2 separate regions of the Homo sapiens genome follow, and region 1 is linked to region 2. A link is a loop called in an ENCODE intact Hi-C map of the cell type or tissue named here. Cell type or tissue: Calu3. All regions are shown on one strand. Each heading gives the region's core, and the rest is flanking DNA. Links, peaks and the distances in the headings are about the cores only.

What was found. Hi-C counts contacts between places; a loop is a spot of excess contacts. Peaks named below come from ENCODE experiments on the same cell type or tissue, not always from the same donor. Only the 100,000 strongest peaks of a DNase experiment are listed, where the experiment ranks them.
Region 1: it touches region 2 in a loop (2.8-fold over the local background); 11 of 110 quality-filtered maps call a loop at or near these places.

What each region holds. Positions count from the first base shown.
Region 1 is chr7:80,449,749-80,460,154 of GRCh38, reverse strand. GNAT3 (G protein subunit alpha transducin 3) reads left to right here. Exons shown (of 8, transcript NM_001102386.3): 8 at 1,294-1,520. The coding sequence ends at 1,484. Among named protein-coding and RNA genes, the nearest start is that of GNAT3, 57 kb to the left of the region's middle. In Calu3, for the core only: no CTCF peak of the experiment used is centred there; no DNase peak of the experiment used is centred there.
Region 2 is chr7:80,093,672-80,104,077 of GRCh38, reverse strand. It overlaps the pseudogene RPL10P11. Among named protein-coding and RNA genes, the nearest start is that of GNAI1, 36 kb to the left of the region's middle. In Calu3, for the core only: a CTCF peak has its summit at 5,055; no DNase peak of the experiment used is centred there.

The DNA.
Region 1 (10,406 bases), core at 707-8,706, 360 kb before region 2:
CTAATTTTTTTATTCCTAAATTAATATTCTGTTCCTTAAACGAACCACAGTTTATCCTTTCAGCTACAGAAGGACATCTTGGTTCCTCTCAATTTTTGGCAATTATGGAAAAAGATGCTATAAACATCCATGTGCAAGCTTCTGTGTAGACATAAGTTTCTAGGTAAATGCCTAGAAGTGTGATTGCTGGATTGTATGGTAAGACTATCTTTAGCTTTGTAAGAAACTGCCAAATTGCCTTTCAAAGTGACTGCACTATTTTGCATTTCCACAAGCAATTAACTCCTATAACTCCATGCACTTACCAGAATTTGGTATTGCCAGTGTTTTGGATTTTAGCCATGTTATATGGCTTTAAAGCTTGTCCTTCAAGGAATTTTGTTTCTAGTTACAATAAAGTAGGAAACAAAGACTTATTTTTTAGAAAGTCTTTATGCTACTGCTCTATTCTGTGTCAAGTCCCCTTAAAGCATATTCTGTTATAAAGCCCATCAACAGGTCATTTTTAGTAGTCCTGTATTTTTTAGCCTACTTGTTTTATTTCTGCCTTTTCTCAACTGATTCATTGCACATCCTGCTATTGGACTAAAGTTTCTCAAGCAGAGCCTTCATTGTATTACTGCTATATAACACATCAGTGAAGAGTACCTCTCTATAGCCTTTTATATCGCATCCTAACTCCTTTGTTTTGTTAGTAACATAGTCTATAATCTAGCCCATAACATCTATTCTACTTGATTTCCTACAATTCCTCTACAAAAATCTTTCATTTCTATCGAAGTAGATTCTTCAAAGCTCAGTCTGTTTCCCGACCCTACCCTCAAGTCTAGTGCTACAATTCTCACTTTCACTTTTTTGTTTTCACTTACTTTTCTCTGTTGTAGCTACCTCTCAAAGTCCAGCTCAAATACCATCTCCTTCTGTGCCTTAGTCATCTACCTTTTCCATTCTTTTTCTCTTTTAATTTGTATAAAAACACCCATACCCATACCCACAAACACACACACAGTGTTTGATGTATACGTAAGTTTGTATCACTCACTTTGTTTTATAAATATTTTGGGATTTCTACTGTATTTTGAGCTTTTTGATGCAAAGTTTACCTTTTAGCCACCGGGAGCTCCCAAAGGGGTGAGCATAGTTCCCAGCACCCTGATAATTGACCGTTGCCTTTATGATTTTGCAATACTTTGTATATCAAAGTAAAATCCTAAAATTTGCTGATATTATTTATAGCCTATTCTTTGTAACATATGATTAATCTTTACTTCTTCAAATATTTTGTTTAACAAGGGCCAAATACATTTGAAGATGCAGGAAACTACATCAAGAACCAGTTTCTAGACCTGAATTTAAAAAAAGAAGATAAGGAAATTTATTCCCACATGACCTGTGCTACTGACACCCAAAATGTCAAGTTTGTGTTTGACGCAGTTACAGATATAATAATCAAAGAGAATCTAAAAGACTGTGGGCTTTTCTAATCAACTATTTTCTCTTCCACTCTTGCTCATGTATGCTTTTCAAAATATAAAAGAAAAGGTGCTGTATGACGTGTTTAGTTTGAATAGACATTAACTTATCTAGACATATAACTAGCATTGTAAAGCAAAAAGTTTTCCCACAAAAATATTTATGTGTTATCATCTATATCTGGATAAGTTTAAATTTCTTTGGAACATGGGGAATGGGAGTGTCTTTGATGTCCTTATATCTAAAAACTGATATATTTTGGTAACTGTAACAGTACATATCAATGACACTGGATTTTCTTGGAAATAAACCTCTACATGCAGACTATTTGTAATCATAGAATAATGAAGAAATATGGAATAATATTATTTCCATTGGCCAGATTTTGAGAGGCATTCATTTTTGTTGATAATGTAGCCATGCCAGTACTGTAGAGACTTTTTTTTTTTTAAGAGACAGGGTCTCACTGTGTTGCCCAGACTGGAGTACAGTGGCACAACCATAGCTCACTATGGCTTCTAACTCCTCAGCTCAAGCGATCCTCTCACCACAACCTCCTGAGTAGCTAGGTCTACACATGCATGCCACCATGCCCAGCTAAGTTTTTTGTTTTTTGTGAGTTTTTTTTATAGTAACAGTGTCTCACTATGTTGCCCAGCCTGGCTTGAACTCCTGGCCTCAGGTGATCCTCTCTTCTCGGCCTCTCAAAGCCCTGGAATTACAGGCATGAGCCACGGCTCTTGGCCTGGAAAGTCTATTTTAAAAGGGCATGAGGCATTTATTAGTCAATTACCCCTCTGTTAGGCAGCTGCAAATGAAATGTTCTCTATACATTTCTTTGTTAATATGAAATTACATTTGCAAAATAAATATATTCAATTTTATCTCCTACATTATTTTCTTTAAAAAAATCATTAATGCTGAATTTACTCTTGGAGTTGAAAATTTCAATAATTTATTAATTTTTTTTTTTTGCACTACCCTGGTTGAAGAGAGGGGGAAGTATATGGTCACATACACAATGTAAGGCTTTATAAGTGAATAATAGTTTTTAATGGAACGCCCATTCCCCACATTTTATTCCAGATTGGCATGGAACATTATGACAACTGACGACCACATGGGCTTTGGGATGACAACTCTGGACTTCAAGAGAGAAAAATAATTTAATGTTTTAGCACTCATATGTTTTTTGTTTTGTGAATAAGAAGTGGGAAGGAAGAACAAGCAGATTTTTAGAAGGTAAATGTTGAGCTCCTCCCTTGGTTCTGCATGGTCCATTCTGACTATCATATTTTATTCTAATGGTCAAAGTCTTCCTTTTTAAAAAACCAAGTTGGTGCTTTACAAACTAAATCAAGTTATCTATGAAGATTACAGGTGATTTTTTTCTTTTTATAAATTGTCTACCATTTGCAATACTTTTTTTTTTTTTTTTTTTTTTTTTTTTGAGACAGGTTCTCACTCTTGCTCAGAGTGGAGACCAGTGGCCCAATCTCAGCTCACTGAAACCTCTGCCTCCCAGGCTCAAGTGATTCTCCCACCTCAGCCTCCGGAGTAGCTGGGATTATAGGTGCACACCACTACTGCCCGGCTTATTTTTGTATTTTTAGTGGAGACAAGGTTTCACTATGTTGATTAGGCTGGTCTCAAACTCCTGACCTCAAATGATCCACCCACCTTGGCCTTCCAAAGTGCTGGGATTACGGGCGTGAGCCACCATGTCTGGCCCTGCAAAACATACTTTTAAAGCATGTCTGGGCCAGGAGCAGTGGCTCATGCCTATCCCAGCACTTTGGGAGGCCAAGGCCGGTGGATCATGAGGTCAAGAGATCAAGACCACCCTGACCAACATGGTGAAACCCCATCTCTACTAAAAATACAAAAATTAGCTGGGTGTGGTGGCATGCACCTGTAGTCCCAGCTACTCGGGAGGCTGAGGTAGGAGAATTGCTTGAACCCAGGAGGTAGAGGTTGCGGTGAACTGAGATCACGCCACTGCACTCCAGCTTGGGCAACAGAGTGAGACTCCATCTAAAAAAAAAAAGCATGTCTCACTATCATTTATCCTTCTATACTTCTGGAAAATGATATATAGTCAGAATATTAGGTCAGCTAGGACTCTTAAAAATATTTAATTAAATTCTTATAAGCTAGGTGAGTTGCAGGGAAGATAAGTTAAACAATTTGCCAAACTGCGGTTTAGGTGGATTTAGATAATTCTGTCTCTCAGTGTTGCTACTTCATTTTTCTATGATGTATTTTCCTTCTAAACACATAAAGATAATCATAACTCAATGAATAATCTTCACTTAAGTGCCTGTGGCTTTTTTTCCCAAAAACAAAGAGCAATTATCAACAAATACAGTCAAATTTTAAAAATTATATTAAAAAATTAATTTGAAATTCCAAGATATCAAGCACACATGAACAAAAGCATGAGCAATCATTTAGTTCAGGCATTCCATGAAGTTTTCTAGCTAAGAATCACTATCTGTATGACAACCATCCAACGTTTTGCTAGAAGACGTTCAATATTATGAGATTTTAAATAAATATTACAAATACTATATTTCATTCATCGCTTTGTCTTTCCTCCCTTCCCACTCTACATCAACCTGTTTTCTTCCATAAGTGTGAAGAGACTCTTCCATAAAGGAAAATATATCATTTGAAATGTTACTGACTTAAGTTTAGGATTCATTTTTTAGACAATGTAGGTGGAAAGGGTGGGGTCAGAAATGGTTCAGTTTGCTTTTCAGAAGTACATAACTCTTGACCTCATGATCTGCCCGCCTCAGCCTCCCAAAGTGCTGGGATTACAGATGTGAACCACCAAGTATCTACTAAAAATACAAAAATTAGCTGGGTGTGGTGGTGCATGCCTGTAGTCCCAGCTGCTTGGGAGGCTGAGGCAGGAGAATCACTTGAACTTGGAAGGTGGGGAGGTTGCAGTGAGCTGAGATCATGCCACTGCACTCCAGCCTGGTGACAGAGCGAGACTCCATCTCAAACAAACAAAGTACATAACTCATTTTGCCCTGTGCACAAAAGTGACAGGCATAAATATTTACTTCTGAAATATTGTTCTCTGAGAACATTAAACAGTACGTTAAATGACCAAAATGAAAATGGAAGTTATCTTGAATTATTTTTAAAAAGAAAACCGTTAAATTCCTCCCAATATTATGATTTCACTTAAAGAAGTTTTCTTCATCATCACAAATATTGCCATGCTAAATAATGAATTCTAATTAAGAAAAGAGAATTTTTAGTAAAGAAAAAAATTAAATAGATGTTTGTATTAATTCTTTAATGATTGCAACCTTTAAAATTTAATTATTTCAGATTTCACTTTTAAAAGTTTAATACAAAAAGTTAGAGTAGAAGCACAGCATTTGGGGCTAGTTTTTAAATATAACAAAATAAAATATGGAAAAGTTTGCTTCTACCCTGAAGAAACTTCCACTGAGAACAGTAATGTTGGTTAAAATGAAAACATGCATTTCAAGCTGAGGCTCAGGCTTCTATCTGTGCCGTCGGTGCCCTTGCTTTTTGCGGTTGCTGCTCAGTCACATGCTCAAACAAACAAACAAAAATGAATGCCATTCAAACTCGCTCAAACATGATTATAATGCCAACACACTGCACTACCTCAGAAACAAGATGTGGGCTTATATACAGTGGGGTCATTAACAACCAACCCTCACAGCAATTTTCCAGAAGCATCAACTGGCCAATAAGTTAGACTTTGCATCCTGGGATTAGTGACTAGTGAGTTAAATAAAGATATACTTTTGTGTCAAAATATGGAAGTGGCCGGGAGTGGTGGCTCACGCCTGCAATCCCAGCACTTTGGAAGGCCGAGGTGGGCAGATCACCTGAGGTCAGGAGTTTCAGACCAGCCTGGCCAATATGGCAAAACCCCGTCTCTACTAAAAATACAAAAAAATTAGTTGGGCATGGTGACGCACACCTGTAATTCCAGCTACTTGGGAGGCTGAGGCAGGAAAATCGCTTGAACTCTGGAGGTGGAGGTCACAGTGAGCCAAGATTGCGCCACTGCACTCCAGCCTGGGTGACAGAGTGAGACTCTGTCTCAAAAAAAAAAAAAAATATATATATATAAAATACACACACACACACACACACACACACACACACACACACACACACACATATATATTATGGAAGCAATCAACTCCACAAAGATGCTGTATGGAAAAGGGGTTTCAAATTCTGTGGAATCGCCAACATTGACTATGAATATCCAATATCCTATTGGTTAAAAAAAATTATGAACAAATATACTCTTAATAATAGACTTAATAATAGTCTTATTAAAATATCACATAAATAGCAAACTATTTTCTCAGGCCATAGGCCTGTCCTAATACCAATTTCCTACCAGATACGTCTTCCTATTTACTTATAAAATGTATTTTTAAACACTTGGAGAGAATGACTTAGGCTTGACTTAACCAAATACTTTAGACATGAGGAAACATACGTCTTTTGTGTTGATTTATGTGTCTTTACTATGTTATACACTTCAGAATTAGAAGCAGACCTATTGGTTAAAATGTATGACTACTAAAAATAATATGATTGTAAGAATTATGGAAGAAACTGAGAATCCTGTATCTTAGAAAAACTTTAAAAACAGGAGAAACAACTCTGTGCTTGGGATGGAGTAAATATTAACAAGATAATATTAATATAACCAATTGAAGCCCCCTTTCCATTAATGCTTCAGACATTCTTACAAACCAATCTATAGCCACATGGGGGCACACTTACATCACAGGTTTTTCCCTCCAAATATTAAAAACAATACATCTAGATGACCAATAACTTTAGTGAAACAAATAATAAAATCTTGTTAAGAATCATAGTATATTTTTTGACTTTAACTCAGTAGTATATTATAACATTCTGAAAACATAATATGTAATATTTTAGTCAAGTTTAGTTTATGATTAAGGAAGCTACTGAAGCTGCTCCAAATTTGTAGTGTTACACAGATACATCGTTCTTTTAGGATCTTCTTACTTTTTTGGTCATTTTGTTTTAGTCTAAGTAATTATTAATTTTGTAAAGTGTGTCTTTCAGTTATCTGTATTGTGTTTAAAATCTTGATTTGCTCACAGAGACTAGTAGGAGAAATATAATTTGATGCCTGACAACTGTGTTTTGTGAGTTGTAATCAATTGACTGCTTATTAATGTATATCTTTTCAGCAAATCAAAGTAAAATCCCATTCTGCTAAAACATTAACCATTCCATTATTCTGTTTATTACAACTTTTTCCCAGCGACCACTCCACCAAATCAAGAGGAAAATGAGTGCTCTGTCACATTTTTCTTTATCACCACTGCTGCGACCAGCACATTTTTCATTAATAATAGCAACGTTTTTATTTTAAGCCACATTTGTCACACTAGTTAAGTAATAAATAGAGTCAAATGAAAGAAAAAGGAAATAAAAAGACCCTAATTTAATTCATGGGGGACAGTAATGGTCTTCTAATTATTACACCTTTCAGATAAGGAATAACATATGAGACACAGGCAAAGCCAGTATTTTATGTGAAAGACATTTATATTTTCTAAAGTGGTCAGTTTGGGACAAAACCAAGCACACATATGTAATTGAAAATTGTTTTTTCAAAGTATACTGCTGTAAGTTTTCTCCTCTGAAAAATAAAAATGATCAAGTATTAATTGCATTACAATATCAAAATTAATGGAGAATATTTATGTTTAATACATTAAAAGCCTTACCTGGGAGAAAAGAACTAGATGATTGCGCTTAGAGTTAGCATAAGAAAGTTTATCATATAAAGCACCCTATCCTGAATGCCAAAGAACAAGATAATCTGGGCTACAATCATCTTATTCATTAAAAGTCTGAATATTTTATTACACTTAAAATATTGGTATACAAGTGTACATTTATATAAAGCACAAGGTAGGTGAGATAATTTACCAGCAAAAGAAACAATTTAATTTCCCTAGGAGTTAGAGGTCCGTGAGTCTGTCAGTCCACCTGAATCCACAAATGCTTAGCCTCTATTCAAGAAATAATCACTTAGCATTTTTATTCCCACATATGGTGTGCACTACAATGATACATGTGGCAGAATAGCATAATCACCTACACTTTTGGAAACAAAAGGCAGAGAATTGTATAATAAAAATGTACATAGGCCAGGTGCAATGGCACACACCTGTAATCCCAGAACTTTGGGAGGCCAAGGCGGGAGGATTGCTTGGGCCCAGGAGTTCAAGACCAGCCTGGGCAACATAGTAAGACACTGTCTCTATTAAAAATACAAAAACTTAGCAAAGCATGTTGGAACGTGCCTGTTGTCTTCAGCTACTTGGGAGGCTGAGGTGGGAGGATAGCTTGAGCCCAGGAGTTTGAGGTGGTAGTAAGCTATGATGGTGCCACCACACTTCAGCCTGGGAGACAAAGTGAGACCCTGTCTTAAAAATAAATAAATAAATGTATAAAAAACAGACACAAATGCTTATTTCATCTTCACAATTGTGTTCCTTTTCATATTTAAAAAAGAACAAATAATACTGTGACAGGGTTCAGGACATGTACCACAAAATATAGCACTTTGGCATTTGAGAAGACAGCTTAAAGAAGAAGATCTCTCTGACTTTCTCTCACCATTCTTCCCTGAAGCAAGCCATAAAAGAATTCTCTGACCTTCCTTTAAAGTAGGTCAGAAAGCCCTCATTCTAGAGGGATACTTCCTATACCAAAAGGAAAGAAATAAAGACACCGAGAAACCGAGAATAATTTGAACAGGCCTTGCTAACGTCCCCATAGCTTATTACCATTAGATCATATCCTCTTTCATTCAATCATACTTCCACAAGACTGTTGTACTAGTCCATTTTTCATACTGCTATGAAGAAATGCCCAAGACTGGGTAATTTATAAAGAAAAAGACGTTTAATGGACTCACAGTTCCACATAGCTGGGGAGCACTCACAGTCATGGCAGAAGGTTAAGGAGGAGCAAAGGCACATCTCACATGGCAGCAGGCAGGAGAGCATGTGCAGGGGAACTGCTCTTTATAAAACCATCTCGTGAGACTTATTTACTACCAGGAGAACAGCATGGGAAAAACCCACCCCCATGATTCAATTACCTCCCACGAGGTCCTTCCCACGACACCGTAGGAATTATGGGAGCTACAATTCAAGATGTGATTTGGGTGGGGACACAGCCAAACCATATCAACTGTCCAGCCTTCATTCAATGTAAGCATTAAAACACATAGTTTTCCCTGCTTCTTTGGGTCTTAATTTCTGAAGACTCCTGTGTCACATAAATCTTCTACTAAATTTGCATGCCTTTCTCTTGCTACCCTGTCTTTTGTTATAGGGGTTTCAGCCTTGAACCTAGCTACAGATGAGGAAAAGATATTGCTTTTCTCCCCTACAACTGCTTGATGATCTAAAGCCACAGCCATGCTGCTTTGCTGTTTTTCCTAGGATGTTCTTTACCTTAAAATAGTAGTGGAAGCACATATGCAGTTATACTTTGGACTCTGCACTCCTAGAAGGCTTCAATAAACTTAGACTCCAACAGCAAATCACTAAGCCGGTATTTCATTGTAAATCTGTGGCAAAAAGTTCCCCTGAACTATATTTTCCCTCCTAGGATGGGTGACACAGTCACTGTAGGGAAGCGTGGGCTATGTTTGAGGACTTAATTTTAAATCCCAGTTTGAGCACCAATCCGCTGTGAGACATTGAACAGTCGTTTATTTTAGGTGGTAGTTTTTCTTACCTATGAACGAACAGAGTAGATTAAACAACCACCACAGACCAACATAACCTCAGCTTGTGACTCGGCAATTTCTTTTGAAAACTGATACCAGAGTAAGCTTGTCTTAACTCTTACTAAAATGAGGAAGAGGAATGGTATGCAAAAGATTTTTAATGAACATTTAAAATATGACTTTTATGTTTAAAAATTGTGATTTCCTTTTCATTTTAGGTTTAAATTGAAGGCTTAAAAGTGTTATTTATTCCTGGGGAAAAGAACCAGATATCTAATGTTGCCCCTAGGAAAGATTTCACAAGGGCAACATTTCATTGTTAAGCCTGGTAGAACATCTCGTGTCATCCAAGGGAGGGAAAATGAATTAATGTATAAACATTTTATTAAAGAATAATGTAAAAACTTGGTAAGTTACCAAACATCACTGAATTGAACACATAAAATGGGCCAATATATGTTAGCTCCCAAAAATCATAACAAAAATAATAAAGGTGATTTTGAAAGGAATAAAGTGGCATTCATTCATACCCATAGTATCTCACCTACGTAAGAGAATTAAAAAGTATTTCATAAATTAATAAATGATGAGTCCATATTTTCCATAGTGACCTCCACTGGGACGTGGAAATGTCCCAAACTTCAATATCCTTGTCAATATAGGTCTACATTCCCTGCATAGCTGGTTGCCTAAAAGTAATAGTTAAATTTTATTTTTTAAAACTCCTAGAAGCTGAGATAATTTCTGGGTTAAAATAAAGTTTCAGGAGTGCAGTTACTCAGGGAAAGTGGCCCTGATTTCACATGTTCTGTCCTTTGCAGGATCAAAGTCCACTTGCAGGATTATGTGCCAGGACTGCCCTCTCCCCTACAAGCCCTGTTGGCGCCTACTCATTCTTCAAATCTTAGGTTAGAGTTCACTTCTTAAGACAAGGTTCTCAAACTTCACGGAATAGAAGTTCATTCGCCTGTATGTACTTCTACGGGTCTTCATAATTTTACTCTTGTTTTTTTTTGTTTTGTTTTGTTTTGTTTTTAAGAAGAGTCTTGCTCTGTTACCCAGGCTGCAGTGAAGTGTTCTGATCTTGGCTTTACTGCAACCTCTACCTCCTGGATTAAAGTGATTTTTG
Region 2 (10,406 bases), core at 933-8,932:
ATTGCACTAGAGAGTCAAGCCATGGCAAGTAGGCAAGAAAAAGAAAAGCATCCACACTGGAAAAGAAGAAGTAAAACTAGTTCTCTTTGCAGATGACATGATGTTGTATATATATAGTAAATACTAAAAAGCCCACTAAAAACTATTACACGTTTACAAGAGCAAATAATAAACAAGGTTGTAGTATACAAGATTAATATAAAAAGATCTATTTTATTTCTATATACTAGCAATTAACCACCTGCAAATGAAATTGAGAAAATAATTCCACTTACTCTAGTATCAAAAAAATAAAATTCTTAGAAATAAATAACAGAAGTGCTAAATGTATATTTTGAAAACTATGAAATAGAGTTGAAAGAAATTTTAAAAAACCTAAACTTATGGGTTGCAAGGTTTACTTATTGTTTGGATTATTGGATTATGTATTATTTGGATATATAATAAAGATGACAATGAATGTTTGTTATTCATTATTATTTATTGTTAAGATAGCAATTATTTATTAAGATAGCAGTATTGTTAAGATAGCAGTACTTCCCAAACTTATCTACAGAATCAATGCAATTCTTAACAGAATAACAACAAACTTTTTGCAGAAATTGACAAGCTGATTCTAAATTTCATATGAAATTGCAAGAAACCCAGAATAGCCAAAATAATTTTAAAAAATGAAGAGCAAAGTAAGCAGATTCACATTTTCCAATTTCAAAACTCGCTGCAAAGCAATGGTAATTAAACAGTGTGCTGGCACAAGAATAGACATATAGACTAATGGAATATAATTGAGAGACCAGAAATAAATCTATATACCCATGGTCAATAAGTTTTGACAAGAGTGACAAGACCATTCAATGGGGAAAAATATTCTTTTCAACAAATGGTGCTGGGACAACCAGATGGTCATAGGCAAAAGAATGAAGTTGGACATTCACTTCATACCATATGCAAAAATAAATTCAAGATATTATATATCAAAGACTTAAATGTAAAAGTTTAAACTCTTAGAAGAAAACAAAACAGTAAGTCTCATGACCTTGGATTTTTCAATATGACACCAAAAGTATGAGCAACAAAAGAAAAAATTGCAAACTGGACTTCAATAAGCTTTATGCTTCAAAGAACACTATCAAGAATTTAAAGAAACACACTACAGAATAGGAGAAAATATATGCAAATTATATACATGATAAGGGACTTTTATCTAGAATATTTAAAGCACTCTTACAACTTAATAATAAAAGACAAATAAACAAACTAAGAAATGGCTAAAGTACCTGAATACACATTTCTCCAAGGAAGACATACAAACAGCCAAAAAGCAAATGAAAAGATGCTCAACCTCATTAGTTATCAGAAAAATGCAAATCAAAACAACCGGAAGATGCCACTTCACACCCAACTAGGATGACTACGTTTAAAAAGTCAGATAATAACAAGTGTCGGTGAGAATGTAGAGAAATTGGAACTCTCATAAATTACTGATAGGCATGCAAAATTGTCCAGTCACATTAGAAAACTGTCTGGCATTTCCTCTAATAATTAAACAGAATTACCAGTAATTCCATTTCTAGGTATATATGCAAGAGAAATGAAAACATGTCCACATAAAAAGTTATACATAAATTTTTATTTGTTTGTTTGAGACAGGGACTCACTCTGTCACTCAGGCTGGAGTGCAGCGGTACGATTTTGGCTCACTGCAGCCTGGGTGACAGAGTGAGTTCCTGTCTCAAAAAGGTGGACGCAAGCAGTCTTCCCAGCTTAGCTTCTAGAGTAGCTGTGACTACAGGTGCACACCACCGCACCCCACTAATTTCTTTTTATTTTTTGTAGAGTCATGTTTTTAATATGTTGTCCAGGCTGGTCTAGGACTCCTGGGCTCAAGCAACCTTCTTGCCTCAGCCTCCCAAAGTGCTGGGGTTTCAGGTGTAAGCCACCATGCCCACCTTTGTACATGAATGTTTATAGCAGCATTATTCACAGTAGCCAAAATGTGTCAGTGGATGAAAGGATACATAAAATGTGGTATGCTTATAAAATGAAATATCATTTGGCTATAAAAATAAATGAAGTATGACATATGCTACAACTTGGATTAACCTTGAAAACATTGTGCTAAGTGAAAGAAGCCAGTCCAAAAGTCCACATAAAAACATATTCTATTTATATGAAAGTCCAAAATAGGAAAAGCTATGGTGACAGAAAATAGTATAGTGCTCACTTACAGTTGGGTGCCAGATGATAGGGGTTTATAGTGGTGATAGCTAAAGAATATGGGGTTTCTTTTTGAGGTGATGAAAATGCTCTAAAATTGACTGTGGTGACGGTTGTGCATATATGTGAATATACTAAACACCATTAAAGTATACATTTAAAATGGGTAAGTTATATGGCATGTGAATTATATTTTTTAAAGTCTGGTTTTTTTTTTTTTTAATGATGGTATATGAATTCTGAGCCTAGATCATGGAACATATCATGCTTCTGCCTTGCTATTTCTTGGAATGCTCCCTTTGAGGGAAGCCAGGCACCATATTATGAACATGCTTAAGCAGCCCATGGAGAGGCTCCTGTGGGAAGGAACTGAGGCCTCCCGCCAACAACCTGCCCCAAATGAGTGAGACATCTTGGGAAAATATCTTCTAGCCTCTGTCAAGACTTCAGATAACTTGCAACCTTAGCCAACATCTTGACTGGCACCTCATGAGAGATTCCAAGCAAGAACCACCAAACTAAGCTGCCTCTGAATTCTTGACCCACAGAATTCATTGTTGTTCTAAGTAACTAAGCTTTGGAGTCATTCGTTCAGCAGCAATAGACAATGAATACGGCAGCATTAGAAAGAAAGAATAATCAAAATGTAGCACTTTGGAGGGAAGGAAGATTATTTGTGTGAACATATTTAATCTGTATTCCTACTTTGCAGAGCGTCTGGGGCACCATTTACGCAACATATAATGTAAGAAAGCACTAACACTTGGTTTAACTAAAATTTATGGGCTGGGTGCAGTGGCTCACACCTGTAATCCCAGCACTTTGGGAGGCTAAGGTGGGCAGATCACTTGAGGTCGGGAGTTCGAGACCAGCCTGGCCAACATGGTGAAACCCCATCTCTACTAAAAATACAAAAAAATAGCTGGGCGTGTTGGCGGGCACCTGTAGTCCCAGCTACTCGGGAGGCTGAGGCAGGAGAATGGCGTGAACCCGGGAGGCAGAGCTTGCAGTGAGCCTAGATCATGCCACTGCACTCCAGCCTGGGGGACAGAGCGAGACTCCGTCTCAAAGAAAAAAAAAAAAAAATTAGCCGGGCGTGGTGGTGCACATCTGTAATCCCAGCTACTCTGGAGGCTGAGGCAGGAAAATCACTTGATCCCAGGAGGTGGAGGTTGCAGTGAGCTGAGATCGAGCCACTGCACTCCAGCCTGGGCGAGCGAGTCTCTGTCAAATAAAACAAAATAAAATAAAATATAAAATAAAATAAAATTTACAGTATATCTATGTTAATTATGGGGGCAGGAGAAATAGACATTTATGGTATGGAAGAGCTAAATTCTAATTTGCCATGATGTGAAATCGATAGGAAATATCTAAAATTGGTAACTTATAAAATAGCTGTGTAAGCATATTATTGATAAATACAAAGCTATAAATTTCACAGTTCATAATTTGTGGGGTCAGGGCCTACAAGATGGAGAATACTGTAGTGAACTATTGATGTACATTGTAAGTCTTGGCACTATCTTTATAATATGTCCATAAATTATTTTTACGAAGAATAAATATAATTTAAAAAATTCAAAATATAATAATAGCACACAAAAGTTTAAAAAATTAAAATCAGAAATATAATTTATTTTCTGGAATTTCTAATATATACTATACACTGTGCTCAGCATTATCATACATTTGTTAAAAGATAATTTTCTGCAAAATAAAAAATCATGACTCATATAGATATAAAAATGAACCCATGCTAAAGAATTTATTTTCCTTATATGATATGAAGTTACCAGGTAGATGTTATAACTGGTTCAGAAAAAAATGAGCAAAATAGCAAAAATTATTATAGAATAAAGGAACGTGGAGACGAATTGCAAATGGAGACAAAACTAGTTTTCCACAGAGGGGAGGAAGTCAATTAAATCACTACCAGACAGCGCAGAATTTACTTATCTGTCAGCTACTTATAACTTACAAAGAGTTGCAAAATACCTGAAAGACAATGAACAAGGCTAGAATCTAACATCCCAGGTAGGTCTCCTGTAAAAGACGTTTAGTTTTCCACTGAAACACAAAACAATTATTTAATACAACATGTAGACTAACTTTGTGAAGTAGGTGTTCCGTCTTTGTAGAAGAAAATGAAGCTTAAAATTGGTTACATAACTTGTTTATATTCCCACTGTTAGCAAAGGCCTAATAAGGAATATAAATTATGTGTGTATATGTGTGATACTGGTAACTGTGATTTCTTTTCAATTTCAAAGGATAATTTTATCAGGTTTGTCTGTGCCTTTTTTTTTCTTTTGCAAAACTGATACTGTCAGTTTACCTCCTGGGATCCAGTCAAAGTAAAACAATTTTGTTTTTCAGGGGTTTTTCCTGCAGTGAACATGGCCATATCTCTCTAGTTATTTCTTAAAAAGAGAGACAATTTCAAAACAGCCAGGGAGGGAACATGGACATCTGTCAGACCTTGAAGTGACTGTGAAAGGGCATAACAAAGATTCTCCCTTCTTCCTAAAGCAATGGTCGCCCTCTTAATGTATTTTTTTCTCTTTTATAATTACCATAGCTCCATTCACATTTTTCCTCTTTTATATTTTCTTTTCTCCCCCAGCTGCTTCTGCAAATTCTGTCTCATCTCTGGCGTTTTACCTCACTAGTCTGATTCTGCCATCCTAGCTCTGGTCTGAACCTGGCTGGACTTGGCTAACTTTGGGTGCACATTTGCCGTAATTAGCTTAGACGAGGGCGGCAAGGAGCAGAGGAACAGTGCTGACTCTCCCCGCTTTTGCCCAGTTTAGTTTCTAGAATACTTTAAACTATGAGGCAATACCTGTGACATCCAGCAGGGTCAAACTACATCCCTTCCAGCCCATACCCTTCCCAGGAGGCCACAAAAACTCCACCATCTTTGCGTGCTGCAGGGCTGTTCGGATAACCCCAGTGCTTCCAGTAAGAGACTCTAAAACTAAAGTAACTGTCAAACAAACAACAAGCATAGAGGATGCTTTTAAAAGGACACTAATGGATCTTTAAAAGAAAGGGAAGGGAAGGGTACATGTGGTCAAACTGCTCTTGAGGTTTGCATGTTCAGTCGTTCTACAGAATTATTGTGTATCAATTATATGCCAAAGTCATAATTTTATGAGTTTACTCAGAGATTATTAAGATCTTGAGAAATTATTTCACATGAATCACCAGAGACTAATATAATAAAATATGAAGGTTTTAATTGGCACTTTCTGGAAATATCATCTCCTTCAATCCAGGTCACAGCTGGAGGAGGTAGACACTTGGCATAGCCAAGGAGCAAACTAGTCTGATGGGTGGAATTAATCATGGGACAACACATAACACAGCCAGATTACCTTCACATTCTAGTTTGCACTAAGAAATAAAATTGTTGAACACTCACATTTTAAGAGGGTTCATCAGGAATTTTTATATTATTCAGATGAAAGACAAATATTTAGACAGGTTTGCAATAGACCCTCACTTTGTCAAGGTTATATTGTTTGTATGTAATATAATCAATCAATGTAAGGAGAACAGTGATTTCAGGAAATAATGTCATCAAACTATTATATCCTAATTCAGGGGGTTATTTCTGTTGGGGAAACTGCCTGAATAGTATAAAGAAACAACGAAAGGATCTGTTCAGTGTTTCTTTTTATAGACTGTGAAATCAGTACCCTTGTGCTATGACAATATTACCTTGAATACTTAAAAATATCAAATTAGTTGTTTAATAATCAGATGAAAGCTTAGTAGTCAATGTTAGCTTTAGAAAGCCTTTAGTTACTTTAAGAGATACTGAAAGGATATCTTAGACTTCACTGTTGGTGTGGTAAGCAGCTTCTAAGATGACTGTCAATGATCCACACCTCCTGATATTTATGTTATTTTGCAATCACTTTGAGTGTGGGAACTTAGTGGTGAACTTCTAATGAATAAAAGATGGTATGTCACTTAAATGAGATTATAGAAAGACTATGACTTCTGCCTTGCGTGTCCACTCTCTTTCTTTCATATCGCTCACTCTCAGGCCAGCAACCTACCATACTATAAGCCATCTTATAGAGAATCCTACATGGTGAGTAATTGAAGTCTCTGAACAACAGCCAGAGAGAAATGGAAACTTGCAAACAACACGTTAATGAACCTTAAAGTGGATCTGATTCCAGCTGAGTGTTGAGATGACTACAGCCCTGGCTGACAGTTTAGCCACAACCCTCCAAGAAAACTGAACCAAAATTATCCAGCTAAGCCACTCTGGATTCTGGGTTCTCAGAAACTGTGAGATAATTATAAATGTTTGTTATTTCTATGCTGCTAGATTTTGAGATATGTTATACAGCAATAGATAACTAATAGAGTATCCTGTGTTACAACAGTATATTAGCTTGAGTATCTAAAAAATGAATCAGATGATAGCTTATTAGACATCATTTGTCTAATAAAAAGATGATAGCTTGTTAGTCAACATTAGTTCATTTAATTACTTTGGTTAGATTTGGAAAGCCATTAGTCTATTCAAAGGAATACTTTGTAAATATTTAGATATTAGCGTTAGGTGAAAAGTATAGGAGTGCACTGTCTCTTCCACGCACTGGCGAAGTTCCTGTGTCGCCAGGGGCCACCATCCTGCTCCTTGTTATTGGTATTGTAAAAAACAGCCATACCCAAAGTCTCGTTTCTGCTGAGATCTGTATCTTTGGGTCGAAAGAAGGCAAAAGTGGATGAGTTCCCACTCTGTGGCCACATGGTGTCTGATGAATATGAGCTGCTGTCTTCTGAAGCCCTGGAGGCTGTCCGTATTTGTGCCAATAAGTACATGGTGAAAAGTTGGGGCAGAGATGGCTTTCACATCCGAGTGTAGCTCCATCCCATCCATGTCATCTGCATCAACAAGATGTAGCCCTGTGCTGGGGCTGAAAGGCTCCAGATGGGTATGTGAGGGGCCTTTGGAAAACCCCAGGGTACTGTGGCCAGGGTCCACATTGGTCAAGTCATCATGTTTATCCGCACTAAGCTTCAGAACAAGGACCATGTGATTGAAGCCTTACGCAGGGCCAAGTTCAAGTTCCCTGGATGGCAGAAGATCCATATCTCCAACAAGTGGGGCTTCACCAAGTTTAATGCTGACAAATTTGAAGACAAAGTGGCTGAGAAGCACCTCATCCCTGATGGTTGTGGGGTCAAGTAAGTTCCCAATCACAGCCCCTTGGACAAGTGGCAGGTTCTGTACTCATGAAGGCTTTTGGCAGCACTGTCTCCTTGGGCCATGCCGATCTGACTTATGCTTACTAATAAATTCTGTTTACTGGCCAAAAAAGAAAAAAGAAAGAGAGAAAGAAAAATAAAGAAAAGAATAAGTACTCGTCTATTACAGCTTTCCACCAAACTTCCGTAAGTGCTGAAAAAAATGTTGTATCTCTGCCTGACACTAAAGGATTGTATTAATGATTTTGCTTAGGTTCATTTTGGAAAATAAGTAGAATCATCCTTTAAAATGCAGTATATTTAAAAGAAAAGGGTCTTCTGTATTTTAATATCAATAGGTTGGTTACTTCTGAAGATGATCTCCTCCTCTGTAGTTTCGATGTGGACTCGTTTATATCTAATTTGAGATCAATGCCAGTTGATGGATTAAAGACAGCTGCCTTCAAGAAATTTTCTCACGCTACCTTATGGGTGGTGCCATTCCTAAATTTCTGTAAGCAATCATGTTTCTTTTTCAAAGAAAGTATTTTGGGCCCAAGTAATATGCCACAGTTTAAATATGCTTATGCAGCCCTCTTATTACATACAGTCAAACCACTTAAGCTTTCAGTTCAAAATCACTGTTTCCAGATCAATGATGGCTCAAGTTTAATAGCCAAAAATTTACATTGATAATGATAAATTTTGGGCTTTATAACTTATTTCAAATACTGTATTACTTTCATTTTGCTGTGAGTTTAACTAATCCCAGAGACAAAGAAATTTACTCACTTTAGAACTATGATATAGCAACATCCCAATTCAAGATGTGATTTTTTAAAAAAGGAATATAAGTTAGAGTTCCATTATATCATTTAATAAGTTTTTCACAAAACAGTGGCACCTAGTGGCCTATAAAAATCCTTCTCCGAACTGTTTGTAATTTGTCTTTACTCTTTAGTTTGAATCTGGCATTCATTGCCTACAGCTGGTTCAATTGCTAGTTAGATTCACTAGGATCTCTTGCTTTATAGATTCAAATTTTTGCAATATTAAATTAATCTTTTATTTTTTATTTGTGTACTTAGCCTAATGTCAACAACACTATTCTTACTATTTTGATGTTATTCTACCAGAAATCTTTGTAGGTCGATAGGGCTAATGAGTTACTGCCACTAAAATAGATGAATTACTTTGAAACATCAAACAAGAGACTACCTTAAAACAATGGTTTATAAAAAGAGATTCACTTGGCCGGGTAAGGTGGCTCACACCTGTAACCCCAGCACCTTAGGAGGCTGAGGCAGGTGGATCACCTGAGGTCTAGAGTTCAAGACCAGCTGACTAACATGGCAAAACCCCATCTCTACTAAAAATACAAAAAATTAGCTGGGCATGGTGGTAGCTCCCAGCTACTTGGGAGGCTAAGGTAGGAGAATCTCTTGAACCCGGGAGGTGGAGGTTGCAGTGAGCTGAGATCACACCATTGCACTCCAGCCGGGGCAAAAAGAGCAAAACTCCATTTCAAAAAGAAGAGATACACTTTTGGAAGTAATAAAATGTGCCTTTTTTGCTTCTATAACAGAACTGGGTAGTGTAAGCTATTTTATCACTGCTTATCACCACTTGGTATTAATAGTATATGAATATTCTTTAAACCTACTGCCTAATAAACCTGTCTATAAACCTGACCACAATGTATTCATGTTGAGAACTTTCCTGAATTCTGCTCACTAGAAGAAAGATGTTGATATTATCTTTTCTTTTATTTACTATGACCAAGTATGGCATGCACCAGTTTGGTTTAGGAAAAGCAAATAAAATATTGTCTTTTACATATAAAGAAATTATTAGTAATAATTGAATATATTTTCCTATCAAAGTGATACCCTCATAAAGATTTATCTGCATGATCTAGCCAATACAAGACACTGTAAGACTGCTTTCAAAATTTGTGTTTGAGAACATTTTGTTCCCTCATGAACATTATATGTGAAACTCAACTCTCACTATTACTGTACTCTAAAAACGATTTTAAGTAAATCTGATGGAAATGAACTCAGAAGGCTATTGAATGGCAATTATTAGTTTAAACAAATTTATATTCACACCTAGTTCCACATTTACTGTGTAAAACAAGGAGGAGTTCTGTAATCAGCCTTCATATCAAGAAAGAGAATGTTACAGAACATGTTAAATGGAGGTGAAAATTGAGAATTTTCTAAAGAAAGTTCTTCATATTATAAGCACTATTTCAAACCTTTGGGCCTAATGGATGATATTTATTGAACTAATATTACAATCACTTAAAAAATATGAAAATTTTTCCTGTCAGTATAATTTAAATAGATATTAATCTTTATTTTTGTACTTTTCTTAAAGTAACTCAATTATTTGTATGAAAAATAAACTGTACACTTTTTAATATTGATCATCTATTCCAGAATTTAGAATTACTCTTTAGTTAATACCAGATTGTGTCAAAGGTGCGGTTTTAAATATCTTAGGTGGACTCATTTATTCTTGAGGTACCTTTAAAACAAGTAACATTACCATTCAGTAGTAGCCTGCCATAAAATTTGGTGCCAAAATAAGTTTTCCTTTTTTTTTTTGAGACTGAGTCTCGCTCTGTCACGCAGGCTGCAGTGCAGTGGCGCTATCTCAGCTCACTGCAAGCTCCGCCCCCGGGTTCACGCCATTCTCCTGCCTCAGCCTCCAGTGTAGCTGGGACTACAGGCACCCGCCACCATGTCTGGCTAATTTATTGTATTTTTAGTAGAGACAGGGTTTCACCATGTTAGCCAGGATGGTCTCGATCTCCTGACTTCATGATCCGCCCGTCTCGGCCTCCCAAAGTGCTGGGATTACAGGCGTGAGCCACCACGCCCGGCCAAGTTTTCTAACAATGATATTTTATTTGTAAATCTGTGTAGACTTCACAGCTAATTCACATACAAATATTATTCTAGTCAGCT